Linked DNA regions of Homo sapiens: regions 1 and 3 are each linked to region 2. The links are chromatin contacts, found by Hi-C or POLR2A ChIA-PET in ENCODE. All regions are on one chromosome and are shown on one strand. The core of a region is the stretch at or near the end of the contact, and the rest is flanking DNA. Distances in the headings are between cores, read along the strand shown.

What was found. A loop is a pair of places that touch in the nucleus more often than their neighbours do. ChIA-PET counts read pairs that join two places held with the same protein, here RNA polymerase II (POLR2A). Pooled maps may share reads with other maps.
Region 1: a loop to region 2 is called in a map of naive thymus-derived CD4-positive, alpha-beta T cell, with 36 times the contacts of the local background. The contact joins the promoter of FOXO1 here to the promoter of LCP1 in region 2. A Hi-C loop is called at or near these places in 1 of 168 maps with a recorded cell type or tissue (naive thymus-derived CD4-positive, alpha-beta T cell), 1 of 37 single-sample maps with no recorded cell type and 6 of 50 pooled maps.
Region 3: a loop to region 2 is called in a map of naive thymus-derived CD4-positive, alpha-beta T cell, with 6 times the contacts of the local background. The contact joins the enhancer-like site here to the promoter of LCP1 in region 2. A Hi-C loop is called at or near these places in 1 of 168 maps with a recorded cell type or tissue (naive thymus-derived CD4-positive, alpha-beta T cell) and 5 of 50 pooled maps. POLR2A ChIA-PET finds 5 or more read pairs at or near these places in 1 of 52 experiments (OCI-LY7).

The regions. Positions count from the first base shown.
Region 1 is chr13:40,665,329-40,669,830 of GRCh38, forward strand. FOXO1 (forkhead box O1) reads right to left here and starts at 1,313. Exons shown (of 3, transcript NM_002015.4): 1 at 255-1,313. The coding sequence starts at 884. RefSeq lists silencers at 462-511, 602-741, 972-1,501 and an enhancer at 2,152-2,201.
Region 2 is chr13:46,179,303-46,183,430 of GRCh38, forward strand. It overlaps LCP1 (lymphocyte cytosolic protein 1), which reads right to left and starts at 2,875. Exons shown (of 16, transcript NM_002298.5): 1 at 2,809-2,875. RefSeq lists an enhancer at 2,538-2,967.
Region 3 is chr13:51,823,822-51,828,019 of GRCh38, forward strand. TMEM272 (transmembrane protein 272) reads right to left here. Exons shown (of 5, transcript NM_001351003.2): 3 at 2,745-2,804. Among named protein-coding and RNA genes, the nearest start is that of TMEM272, 19 kb to the right of the region's middle. Within about 2 kb of position 1,475, at least 14 of the 41 ENCODE cell types and tissues checked have a DNase peak (open chromatin) inside an H3K27ac peak, as active enhancers do; they include OCI-LY7, where a contact is called at or near this core.

The DNA.
Region 1 (4,502 bases), core at 63-2,562, 5.5 Mb before region 2:
GCACTTTCTTTACTTAGTTCCCCAACGAGCCCCTTACCGCGTCCCACGCGAACTCCTGACTGGCGCGCACGCACACCTACTGCCGTCCCCGACCGGACCCGGGCGAGGCCACCGCGACCACCGCTTCTCGCCCGCCCTCCTGGGAACGCGCTGCCCTCCTGCTCCGCACCTTCAGGCCGAGCAAACCTGCACAGCTGCGCCCTCGCCTGACCCACCGCGCCCCCAAGGTCCGGCCGCGCGCCGAGTCCACTCACCTTCCAGCCCGCCGAGCTGTTGCTGTCACCCTTATCCTTGAAGTAGGGCACGCTCTTGACCATCCACTCGTAGATCTGCGACAGCGTGAGCCGCTTCTCCGCCGAGCTCTCGATGGCCTTGGTGATGAGGTCGGCGTAGGACAGGTTGCCCCACGCGTTGCGGCGGGACGAGCTGCTCTTGCGCGGCTGCCCCGCGAGCGGCCCAGCGGCGGCGGGGGGCACCGGCGGGTGCTGCGACAGCGGCCCGGGCGGCGGGGGCTGCGGTGGCGCTGGGTGCAGGCAGCCCGCCTCCGGGCCCTGGAAGTCCCCGCACAGCCCCCCGGTGGCGGCCGCGGCGGCCGCCGCCGCCACCGCCGCCGCCACGGAGCCGGGCGCCTGCGGGAAGTCCTCGCTCTCCTCCAGCAAGCTCAGGTTGCTCATGAAGTCGGCGCTGACAGCGGCAGCCGAGGCCGAGGGCAGGCCCGCCGCGGCGTCGGGGTTGGCAGCCGCGCTGCCCGACGGCGCCGGGCTGGAGGTGGCCGAGTTGGACTGGCTAAACTCCGGCCTGGGCAGCGGCCAGGTGCACGAGCGCGGCCGGGGCAGCGGCTCGAAGTCCGGGTCGATCTCCACCACCTGAGGCGCCTCGGCCATGGTGACCCCCGCCCCTCCCCCAGCCGCAGGAGAGCCAAGAGGGGGAGAACGCAGCACTGGGGGCGGACGGGGAGGGGGCGCGAAGGGACGGTCCGAGATTTGGGGGAACGAAGCCGGTGCGGCGAGCGGACGGAAACTGGGAGGAAGGCGCGGCGGAGTGGAAGCGCGAGCCCAGAACTTAACTTCGCGGGGCCATCCACATCGAGGCTCCTCGGGGTCCGCCGCACGGACTGGACGGCCGGCCAGAGCCGCCGGGCCGGGGCAGAGCCTGCGCCGCGCTCCAGCTGACAGGGCCGCGGACGGAAGGACGGACGGACGCCGCGGGCCGCTTGCTCTCCCCAGCGGCGCGCCCGCTGCGCTGCTGCCTGTTGAATGTGGCGGCTGCGGCAGCGGCTGCTGCGACTACCAGGCCGCCCGACTTACGGGATCTGCCGCCGCCCCCCGCCCGCGGCGGCGCGCGCGCCGGCCCGCCCCTGACCGACAGCCCGCGCGGCCAATGGGCATGCGGCACCGCCGCCCGGGCAGCCAGTGGGCGCCGGGCTGGGTGGGGCCCGGTTTTCCACGGGGAGGCGGCGGTGGGCTGGTGGGGGGTAGTGGGGTGTTTTTCTCTTTCACACACTCACCTCCTTTTTTTTTTTTTGGATCTCTATTATTTTCTGGTAATTCTCGAGTGTTTCTGTGATTCTCTCGCCTTCTCAGTGTTTTGATTGCTAGGAAGCAAACCAGCGTGGAGGCGCCGGCGACACTTTGTTTACTACGGAGCAGCAGAGCCGAGTACTCGGGAAGCCCGGGTGGGAGGAGGCGCTCGCTGCTCCCTGACCTCCGCTGCGGGCCGAGCCCGGCGGGCTGGCAGGGCAGGGGGCCGAGGGCCGGGGGCGCGGGGTGGGCGGGCGGAGGCGGCCGCGAGGAATTCTACTCAATCGCTCCCTCCTGGCTCCACCCACGATGTCTTTGCTGAACGACGTGGGGAATCGGTGGGTTTTGTTTTGGTTTAATGTTTTCTTTCGCTGCGATCTGTCAAGTCCTCCGGCCCCCTCGCGAGCGGCACACGCCCCCCACCCCCGGCGCCGCGGCTCCTGCAGTCGAGTCCGCGCCGAGGGACCCTTCTCCGTGCCCACCGGTCCGCACCCCCGGGCTCAGCCTGTGCCATTCGGTCTAGCCAGAGGCGCGTCACCCAGCCGGCAGCCCCCAGCCGGATTCACTGTATTCTTGACCTTTTTTAAAATGCTAGAAATGAGGAACAGGGGCTCCGGCGCGGGGAGGAGATTATCTGGCCTCCCTGAACACACGAATCCAAAGGCACCCGCGACCGCATGCCCTCCGTGGGAACCTCTTCCCCTGGGCGGGAATCTCCCGCTCCGTCCACTAAGTCCAGGGCCGGCAGCGAAGGGCTCAGGAGCGCAGTTAGAGAGAACCAGGTCATTTTATTACTTATCCCTAATTAAATTTAGCTGTTTGTTACTTCTTTTTTATTTGCAACGGAAGTGATCGGGTGTTAAGTAAAAACGCAAGGGGGGCGGGAGATAGGACCAAAGCCTTGGGGCGCAGCCTGCCCCACCCCCAAATTCCTTGAGGCTACTTGCTGTGTGTGTCAGTCAACCCCCCACCCACACCCCACCTTTCCTCATCTGGGCTGCAGGTCCAGGACATCCTGTCAAGGATCAGTGGGGCCAAAGGTGGGAAGATAATGGCCCTTGTGTCTCAAGCAGAAGAAACAGTTTTCCAGTTTTGTTTTGTTATGCTTTTGCTTTTTTAGGAAGAATATGGAAGGCATTTCCTTTTAGAAAGATGGGACCACTTAGGATGGAAGATGGACAGTAGGGTTTTAAATATCTTGTCCAAAAGGACAGCTTCCAACTCTTGTTTTTTAATCCCTTTCTTTCTTACAAGTAATTCTGCAATGGAAAAAGTGGCATCTAGAGAAAATTAGTCAGTTGGACAAGAGGTTGTTGAAAAAATAAAAGAGAAAAGAGGGGAAAAAAGGAAAAATTAGGCCTCTTACAAAAGTTAAAAAGATTGAGAGAGATTATCTTTCTTCTTTTATATTCTCACTATCGTCTCTCTAGTCCGGGCTCCTGTTTCTTCATAATCTATTTATCACAACAGCTTCTTGCTGATACTAGGCATGGGTGGGGTGGGGAGCGTGAGCCGGATGGATTGGGGACGGGCGGGGACTGGTTCCCACCCTGGTCTTGTGGTCTCTTCACGTTTACTATCAAATTTGGACAGTCTGGGCCTCCTCTGACAGCCGCTAGGGGACCTCAGTAACTCAGATGATGAGCTCAAAGGCAGGCCCCCAAAGTACAGCTGTTGCTTCCCCCCACCTTTCCAATTACACTCTGCAGAAGCAGCCCCCGATCCAGACAGCCGCACCCTAAAAATAGGCGGTGCCCTACTGGATCATTCTTGGCAAAGGAAGCCAGCTTCAAATTTGGCCTTGCCTTCATTTCTATTCCGGTTTTTCAGGGCGTCAGAGAATATTTATTTGGTTAAAGGAGTCTTCCTACAGACTTTCCCCAAATCCTTGAAATCTTTGAGGCTCTCCTGCCCAATTGTTTCTTCAAATGTCATAGTTTACTTTTATTTGGTCTTTCTTTAAAAAAATTGACGAGGCAGGCACAGAGAACCTATAACACCAATGTCCCTGACACATAGGTCCAAAAAATTAAAAATATATATTGAAGGGTTTTTACAGCTAACCACCACACTGTTGTATCTAAATATCAATTTACTGAACCCCAGGATGTTGGTGAATATTTCACTTGTTTCCAGTCTTTAGCTATCATAGACTATTCTGTAAGAAATAACCTTGCAGGGAGGCCGAGGCGGGCGGATCATGAGGTCAGGAGATAGAGACCATCCTGGCTAACACGGTGAAACCCGTCTCTACTAAAAATACAAAAAATTAGCCGGGCGTGGTGGCGGTCGCCTGTAGTCCCAGCTACTCAGGAGGCTGAGGCAGGAGAATGGCGTGAACCCGGGAAGCGGAGCCAAGATCGCCCCACTGCACTCCAGCCTGAGCAACAGAGCGAGACTCCGTCTCAAAAGAAAAAAAAAAAAGAAATAACCTTGCATAACTTTAATTTCATATCTGTACAAGTATATATATAGGAGCAATTTCCAGAAATGGGAGTCACTGGGTCAGCAGGTATACCCATTCGTAGTTTTGAAAGGCACAGCCAAATTGTGCTCCACAAGGGTTATATCAAGCTAAACTGTCTTTTCCATTAGACCCACAGAACGTTAAACTTGAAAGTAAACTCGGAGATCACCTTGGTGACCCCCTTTAACTTAGAAAAAGAGAGGTGCAGAGATGCTGATTTGCCCCAGCGCACATAATAAAAGTGGTGATGCCAGGGCTGTAGCTCTAATTTTTTGCTTTCCCATTAGTAACCTTCTCAAAACACAGATGGAAAATTATAAATATCCTGTAATCCCACTATAGCAATAACCATTATAACTTCGTAGTGTATTTCCTTCCAGTCAACCCGCAGATCTTAGTAATCATAGTTAGGTGAACTCCACTGAACCAAATAAAGGTTTGAATTAAAAGAACAAATAGGCCGGGCACAGTGGCTCATGCCTGTAACTCCAACAGCTTGGGAGGCCGAGGCAGGT
Region 2 (4,128 bases), core at 1,625-4,124:
AATGGAAACTCAGTAAATATTAAGTTAATAAGTACAATCAAAGTCTTTCATGCGTATGTAAGAAGCTGAGAAAAAAAATACTTGTGACAAATTTTCAATTCAATAAATGCCTTTAGTATCTACATGTGCCAGGAAAGATGGAGAAGGAGCTCAGGTCTGTCAGCAAATAAGTACTTGAAACTAAGACAATGTGATTAATGTTATACTTACTCCAAGATCAAAGCATTGAGCAAATGCACACCAAAGAAACATTTAGTGGGGGCAGGGAGAAGATGGGAAGGCCTCCAAAAGGGTATGTTTCTTGAAGTCCGCCTTGAAAAATGATCAGAAGTTTTAAAAATAAAGAAGAATGCAATTAAAGAAACAGTTGCAGTGAAAAAAGGTGAAAGAGAATGGAACTTTCTGGTGGCTTGTGGTCTGGTGCACCAAAATGTGGGTTAGCAGTGGCGGGGGAGGGGATGGGGTAGTGGGAGGTTGAACAGAAGGAAGTGACAAGAAATAAGATTGGGGAAGTGGGTCGAGGCAAGTTTGTAAAGGCACACAATTCTTTAGTAAAATTATGCATTAATTTAAAAATAGTTCTTCAGCCCATTATTATATAAAACCTGCAATGGTATCTCTTATTTATAAAAATAAAAATGTTTGTAAATTTATTACAAAGTTTTTCTTCTCTCTCTCTCTCTCTTCTTTCTCTTGCTCTCTCTCTTTTATTCTCTCTTAAAACTGTGAGTGCCAAGATCTTGTTAGCTAGCTTCAGTAATAAAAGTCTATAATCACCTACCTCTGAGAAAAATATGCTGGCCTGGAAGGGAGGATCTGTAACACACACAGTCAGTAGGAGCCTGAAATCCTGGCCATCTACTGCCCCCCACCCCAACTGCCCAGTGACCTATGGCCGGTTCCTTCAATTATCTAGCCCATTCCTTATCTCTAAAGGTAGCTGAGAGGATTAAACGAGGTAATGCATAAAGAGTAGCTGCTTACACTACGTGCTCATAATTATTGAGTGCTATTATTAATTTCCTGTCCTCTCCAAGTTAAATGGTACTTTAACAACAAGTAAATGAGACTTTACTTGTTGGTCTTCCCTTCCCCAAAGGGTTCAGAGATAGAATTATAAATGAAGTTAAAGCACTGAAATTGTTTCCCAAATTACCAATTGTTTCAAGGCATAATTTACAAAAGAGACAAAAATTTAAATGCTACAAAGAAAAGGGTCTCTGGGATTGCTAAGGAAATGTCCTCCTAGGCACAACTCCATCCCACCACAGCAGTGCTTGTTCAAAGGGCAAGACCTAGAAGATTTTTCCCCTGATGTTCCTGGGGGTGAGCTAGAATGAAGAGGAATATCTTTGTAACATATGGGGTTGATGCTTTAGCAATGTAAACTTAACTTTAAACAGGGGACCTTTATATTTTGAATTAACTTTCGCATAGTTCTTTTTTATTCCTTCGTAAATATAAGAAAAATACTGACATTCCTTCACATTCGAATTTATTTTATTCTCATTAATAGTTTTACTTAAAATAAGACACAACATATTTTTAGTCTGTTCTTTTACGGGGTTCAAGTCCCTCTTATCTCAGTTTCACATTTTTGCTTGTTTGAAACTATTCAGGTGAGATGTGCAAAGTAACATTGGTGGTCACATTTTGCAGTTTCCAGAAATTCACATTTATAGGTAAATGATTAATTCTATTCAAATTTGTCTACACAGACATTCTTTAAACAATTATACTTAATAGAAACCAAACTTATGACAAATGTATGTAAATTCAAAATCAAGATGTGTGTGGATAAGCCACCTTTATTTGCTTACTGATAGTTCTGACAGAGTAATTTTAGAAAACAAGTTGCTGTGTAAAAGAAAAGTTCGGTTTTGATAAACATCCTGATTAATGTTCGCATTTCCAGTCTGAATGGCTTTTATAGTTATCATTTGTCAATGGTTCTTAGTGTTATGTGATAGTGGTAATTAAGTAAAAGCTTATACTACAAAATCCAAAGTGTCTATGTTTGGGCAGTTTCTGAAATAAATATCCCATATCAACTGTGTAAAAATTTCTATTGTAGATAAAAGCCTTTCTCCCAGAATTTGAGTGAATATTCATTGATATGGTCATAAGCATAACAAATAATTCAGACAATCCTACAAAAACACTACAATTAAGCATTATACAAATTGCTTTTATTTTTAGAGAACAAATGGAAAAGAGAAAACCTCTAATTCCATGTGGTTATAAAGCACACCCATTAAAAACCCTTGGCGCCAAAAATCACTCAAATAACCAGTATCACATTCAGTAACATATGACTCTAGATAATTTATCCACTAAAGTACTGTAAAGAAGTTTTTTAGAAAAACAGAACCGCAGGAACTAAAATTAAACTACCCCCATTGGGCCAATAAGCCATACAATCTAAATTATCAATACGCGCTTTTCCTGAAAACATTTTAAAGAAGATAAAATCACAGTAAATAGCCTCCGTGAAATAGAGCAATAGAAATAAACCAGAACATGGTTTGGTTTTAAAAGGAAAAAGAAACCTTAATTTTGGGCAGGGGTGATAACTGCAGATAAGTTGAGAAGAACCCAGCCCAGAGAGCCGAGGTGCTCCATCTTGGATGGCCACGCGAGGTGGCGGCAGATGTCCTGGCCAGTTAGACAGTGGCAGGAATCACAGAGGTCTCAGGTGACATGCTCAGATCTCTGGTCCCCTGAAGGCAAAACCCACAATCCACAGAAACAGTGCCGAAGTGCATCACAAGCGCTTAAAACCAACAAAAACACATGAAGAACATTTACCTTGCAGGAAAAAAGCTGTCCTTGGTAGTACTGGTGTATGACCAGGAACCCCTTCTTTCTGATCTGCAGAACAGCTTTGTCAAGCCTGGGTGTGTGGTCACAAGGCAGGAAGTGACTAGAATGACAAATCATCAGCCAGGAAAGAAAAAGATTTTGTCTTTATAAGGACATTTTAACTTTTTTTTCATGTCCCCGCCCCACCAAAAATCACCTGACAGAACAGGTCACAGTGAAATTCAGACACCTCCTACCACTTCCTCTTTTTTTTTTTTTTTTTTGAGACAAGGTCCCGCTCTTTTGCCCACCTCTTTATAAGCATTTTTCTCTCTCCCTTTCTCCTCCAGCTGTCTTTGAGTAGTCCCTGGGCTACTTAAACCTTTCTGATTCTAGATAGCAAGGCAAGATCAGCCTGATAACTTGACTTCTTTGACTCTAGTTGCAAAAGCAAAGCCCAGATGCCTACCTACTTACAGCAAAGATCAACAAATTTTTCATTTTTAGTGAAAGAGCCAGGGAAAAAGGTGGCAGTACACCTGAAACAAATGAAAAGGGACTTCCTTGGGAAAGCCCCACCCCACCTGAAATCAAACCTCTCTGGAGTCCTCTAACAGTGATCTTATTGGTGCAAACAAAACAGAACGATCTCTTTAAGTGAAGGACATGAAAAGGAAGGTTACTAGATTATTTACTCATTCTTTTATTTATAGAACATCTATGTGCTAGGGATCTCTTTAACCCAATTAAGTATCTCAATTATTTAAGCGTTTCCTATAAAGAGCAGCAGTAGATTGCACAGGCAGCTGTTATATTTAAATGGGTAGCTTAATTCCTTCTTACAGGCAGGATTTTTTTTTGAATGCACATTTTATAAAATTAGCAGGTGGTGGCAGGGGAAGCTCTGTTCTGTACCCAAACCCCAGATGCTTGAGGGCAAATTCCTATCTTCAAATGGAGCATCCTCAAGTGCTCACAACAGTTGTGAAGACTGTGGCACCCTGAGTTATGTTGACTAAATATTAGACATGTCTCCACATTGCCCGGAGACTGTGTGTGACTCCAGTAGTCAATCTGCCGTTTAGGAATGAGGGTATGTGGCTGTACTCCCAGGTCAGATGCTGCGCTGAAGATATCTGCTCCAGAGTTGACATGCGTCCGTGTCCGCTGGGCCACGGGCCTCTCAGGTGGTCACGGTATTCTGACTGGTTGGAGGGCTGCCCTTATACTTCTTTTGCTTTTTTGATTTCTCCTCTAGAAAGTTCCTGTTTCTGACCTTAAATGTTAAACCAAACTGTTCTGGTTTATCTACTTCATTAGCCAGTG
Region 3 (4,198 bases), core at 225-2,724, 5.6 Mb after region 2:
AATTTTCTAGGTATACAGAGAGCCATAAATTCAGGGCCCAAAACAGAGTTTAGTCAAATATACACGTTGATCCAATCATCAACCTATGGAGGCTTGTCTTTTAGTTATCTCTGATGTTTAGGTGAATTTGTTATTAAATGGAAATACTTTCCAAGTCTCAACACAGCCTTTTCACACAAAGACCTTTAAGTACTTGGTGCCAAATTTGTTGGACATGGACTGCCTTTCAATTCAAAAGCCAGCTGTGAAATGAACATTGAGTAATGGCTTAGATATCTGCTCATTCCCAATGAATAAAAACAGCTGCTGTTCACAGGAGAGTCAATCAGTGCACAGATGGCTTAAAACGATCCTAATAAATTTAATAAAAGCCATCTTTCCCCCTGTGTTCTCATGTACTTCTTAGGACCTACCTTAACTCTAGATTTTCTTTCTTGTCTGATCTGCAGTATCACGATTATTCTTTTTGGTTTTAGATCTCTCCCTAGTTCAGTTGATAACAACTACCAAATGTAGTGATTTTTAAAATATTTGTTATTGTGATAAAATATCTCAACAAAAATTGCCATTTTAACCATATTTAAGTGTACAATTCATCGGCATAATTACATGCATCATCTTGTGCAACCATCACCACTATCTATTTCCAAAATGTTTTCATCACCCCAAACACAAACTCTATAACCAATATTGCTCTAGAAGCAATAACACCTCCAAAACCCTCTTTCCGCAGTGGATGTGGTGATTTTAATATAATATCCATGGGAATTGGCTTGTGGGGTCTTGTCTCTTTTATGCAGCCTTATTGGTGGATGAATTGTTGCAGTTAAGTTCATTTGAAAGATAACTGGCTGGGCGCGGTGGCTCATGCCTGTCATCCCAGCGCTTTGGGAGGCCGAGGCGGGCAGATCACTTGAGGTCAGGAGTTCAAGACCAGCCTGGCCAACGTGGTGAAACCCTGTCTCTACTAAAAATATATAAATTAGCCAGGCATGGTGGTGGGCGCCTGTAATCCCAGCTACTAAGGAGGCTGAGGCACAAGAATCACTTGAGCCGGGTAGGCAGAGGGTGCGGTGAGCCGAGATCGCTCCACTGCACTCCGGCCTGGGCGACAGAGTGAGACCCTGTCTCAAAAGAAAGCAAAAAGAAAGGTAACTAACCACAGGGTCCAAAGGCTAGGGTTCTCTTACCTTACAGATTTTGCATAGAATGCCCTCTGGAGAGTACCCCCGACTTCATAAGCAGGGCATGCCTAACATCTTGTGAACTCTTCTTGGAAGAACAGAGCCATATAATAAGTGTTAATTTTTGAATTGCACTGTAATAATCACAGCACCAGGGCCTGCTGAAGTGATTGAATTGTTCACTCTTACACTAAATGGCCCCAGACTACTTGGCTGTTTCAGTTCTCTGCAAACCTTAAAATCTTATCTTCTTTTTTATTTCCTGTCAGGCTGTTAGCTTTCATGTCTTACAGATCTAAGGATACTGTTTTTGTTTCCATTTTTAGTATTGTGGCTTTAGCAGGGGTGGCAGGGTGAAACTTACATAACAAAAGAAACCATTCTAAAGTGAATAATTCAGTGGCATTTAGTGGATTCACAGTGTTGTGCAACTACCACCTCCATCTAGTTCGAAAACATTTTCATCACCTCAAAAGGAAGGCTCCTACCCATTAAGCAATTAGGGTACTGGGTGTTTCGTTGTTGCTGTTTTGCAACAACTCCTATGCTCTTTTACTTTCTGCTCCAATATGCTGTGAGCTTGGACCTAGAACACTGGGCCTGCTGAGCTGCTTCTTTTTTGTTTTTGTGTTTTTTTTTTTTTTTGGAGACAGGGTCTCAGTCCTGTTGCCCAGGCTGGAGGTATAGTGGCACGATCATCCCACCTCAGTCCCCCGAGTAGCTGGGACTACAGGCACACGCAACCACACCCAGCTAATTTTTAAGTCAAGACTTGCATTTTTTGGTAGAGACAAGGTCTCACTATGTTGCCCAGGCTAGTCTCAAACTCCTGGGCTCAAGCAATCGGCCCGCCTCAGCCCCACTAACTGCTGGGATTACAGGCGTGAGCCACCATGCCCAGCCATGCTGGGCTTCTAGGTAAATAGGGGTAGCTAGGTCCTGTACACAGGGCTCCCATTAGCAATGTTCAGGAGCATGAGATTAATTTCACTGACACGTGATAACAATTTTTAGCTACTTAAGGAGCTTCCCCCATCCTGCCCCTCCCCTGACCTTCGCTAGACCTCACACTTCTGGATTATGAGGTTGTTTAATATACGTGATTTATGGAAATATTTACTCATTCATTCAGCAAAAAAAAAAAAAAAAAAATGTATAGAGTGCCCATACATCACCTAACGCCAGGTGCATTTTTTGTATTGCTTGCAACCTGCTTCCACAAGGGAACATAGGAACTGGGAAGGGACTTTGGGAAACCTCTAGCCCAGTCACTTCCAAACTTGGGCTGGAGGGATCAGAATCATCTGGGGACAGATTTCTAAAAGAGAGTGTCTGTCCCCACCCAGATATACTGCACTGATATCTCCCAGGGCGGGGCCCAGGAATGTGTATTTTTTAAATCTTCACCAAGTCATTCTGAGATGGCACATAGGTGTCTGGGAATCATCGGGCTGGCCAGTTCTTCTTAAACACATATTTAATGTTTAAAGATTACATGCCTTGGGTCCATGCCCCAACCTGGCTGACCTGTGGCGTCCAGCAGCTCGGAAGGCAGCTTACCTATGAAGGTCATGGACAGCGGCAGAGCCAGGAAAGCACAGAGCACAACAACGAAGCAGGCTGCAAGGAGAAGAAGGGGCAGGCACTGGGTTAGAAACACACAGACCCCTGCATTTCCTCTTCACTGCAGTTTCTTAAGCATCCTGTGAAACCTGACTTTCTCTCCAGTGGCAAGTCAGCAGACAGGAGGAGAAGGTCGCAGCTCGCCTGGGGCTCCCACACAGTGGATGCAAGCCAAGACTTGCACTTCTCAGAGAGCTGAACATCTCTCGTGATCACTTTGCCGATGCCAAGGCCCAGATATCCTGCAGGACCTCTCCAAGTCTGACAGCTTATGGAAAAGGAGTTTATAAACTGCCACTGTGCCCGTGCCAGGATGCCAGAAGCTGCCGGCATCCACTGAGCCAGGCAGGATTCACCCTGTGCTTCCTGGGTGCCTGTACTCAGGGCAGATGGTTCTTCTCTTCCCTGGATAAAATTCACTGACAACTCACTTTATCACTGAAAGTATTTGCTTCACAAAATCTTCTTCCCTTTCCATTCACTTGGTTATATATTCCACAGCCCATGACATTAGATGGGCTCCTAAAACTTCTTGCTGACACACAGTATAATAGAGCTTTGAACTGGCTTGGGGTTTTTCTTTCTGTTAATGCCACCAATCCAACTTTTAGACATTGGGAAAGAACAGAGGAATGGGGGCTACACAGGCTTGGGTCCAAATCCTGGCCCTGTCACTCACTGGCCATGTGGCTTTGGGCAAATTCGTTGACATCCGGAAGCCGTTTTCCTCTTCTGTAAAAGGTGGTGACAGATGTATGCACAAGGACCTCAGGGTATGGCAACTTTTGTGATTAGGCAATTACTTCCCTGCTTTGCTTCTTGGTTTCCTCATCTGTTCTCCAGATCGGCAGATATATCTGCAGATATAGGTTTTGCTTGGCCAGCATTTTTTTTTGAAAGTGTGAATTTGAATGCCTCTTGGGTAGGCCTGCCCCCCAGTTCCCACTGTCAGAGTCTTGACAGCATCACACATCTGTGCTTTCTGCTGAGTCCTGTTGTCATGCTGAGAGCAGAGGATCTCTGAGTGAACCTCATGGTAGCTTCTGTAGCATCTACTCCTTCCTCTCTAGGTCATCACCTTAATTATTTTCGGGTACCCCCACCTCCCTACCTCCCCATTCTGCTGTGCCGTTTATGTGCTCTGGCAGAAGCTGATCCCACCCTGGCCATAGAAAAGGGCATGAAGTTTCACCCTCAATTAACCAGCAGAGCCCCACTTACCAGATACGTTATTAGTGGATGGGCTCATGACTTATATTGGGAGATTTACTGAGAGTCAGGAAAAAGCTTTCTCGCTCTGCTGACAGAACTTCCAGAAACAAGGTTTCTCCCTCCCTGGCCACTGGTGAGGAATTGAATTACTCTGGGGGTGGCTGGCAGCCTTCTTGCCA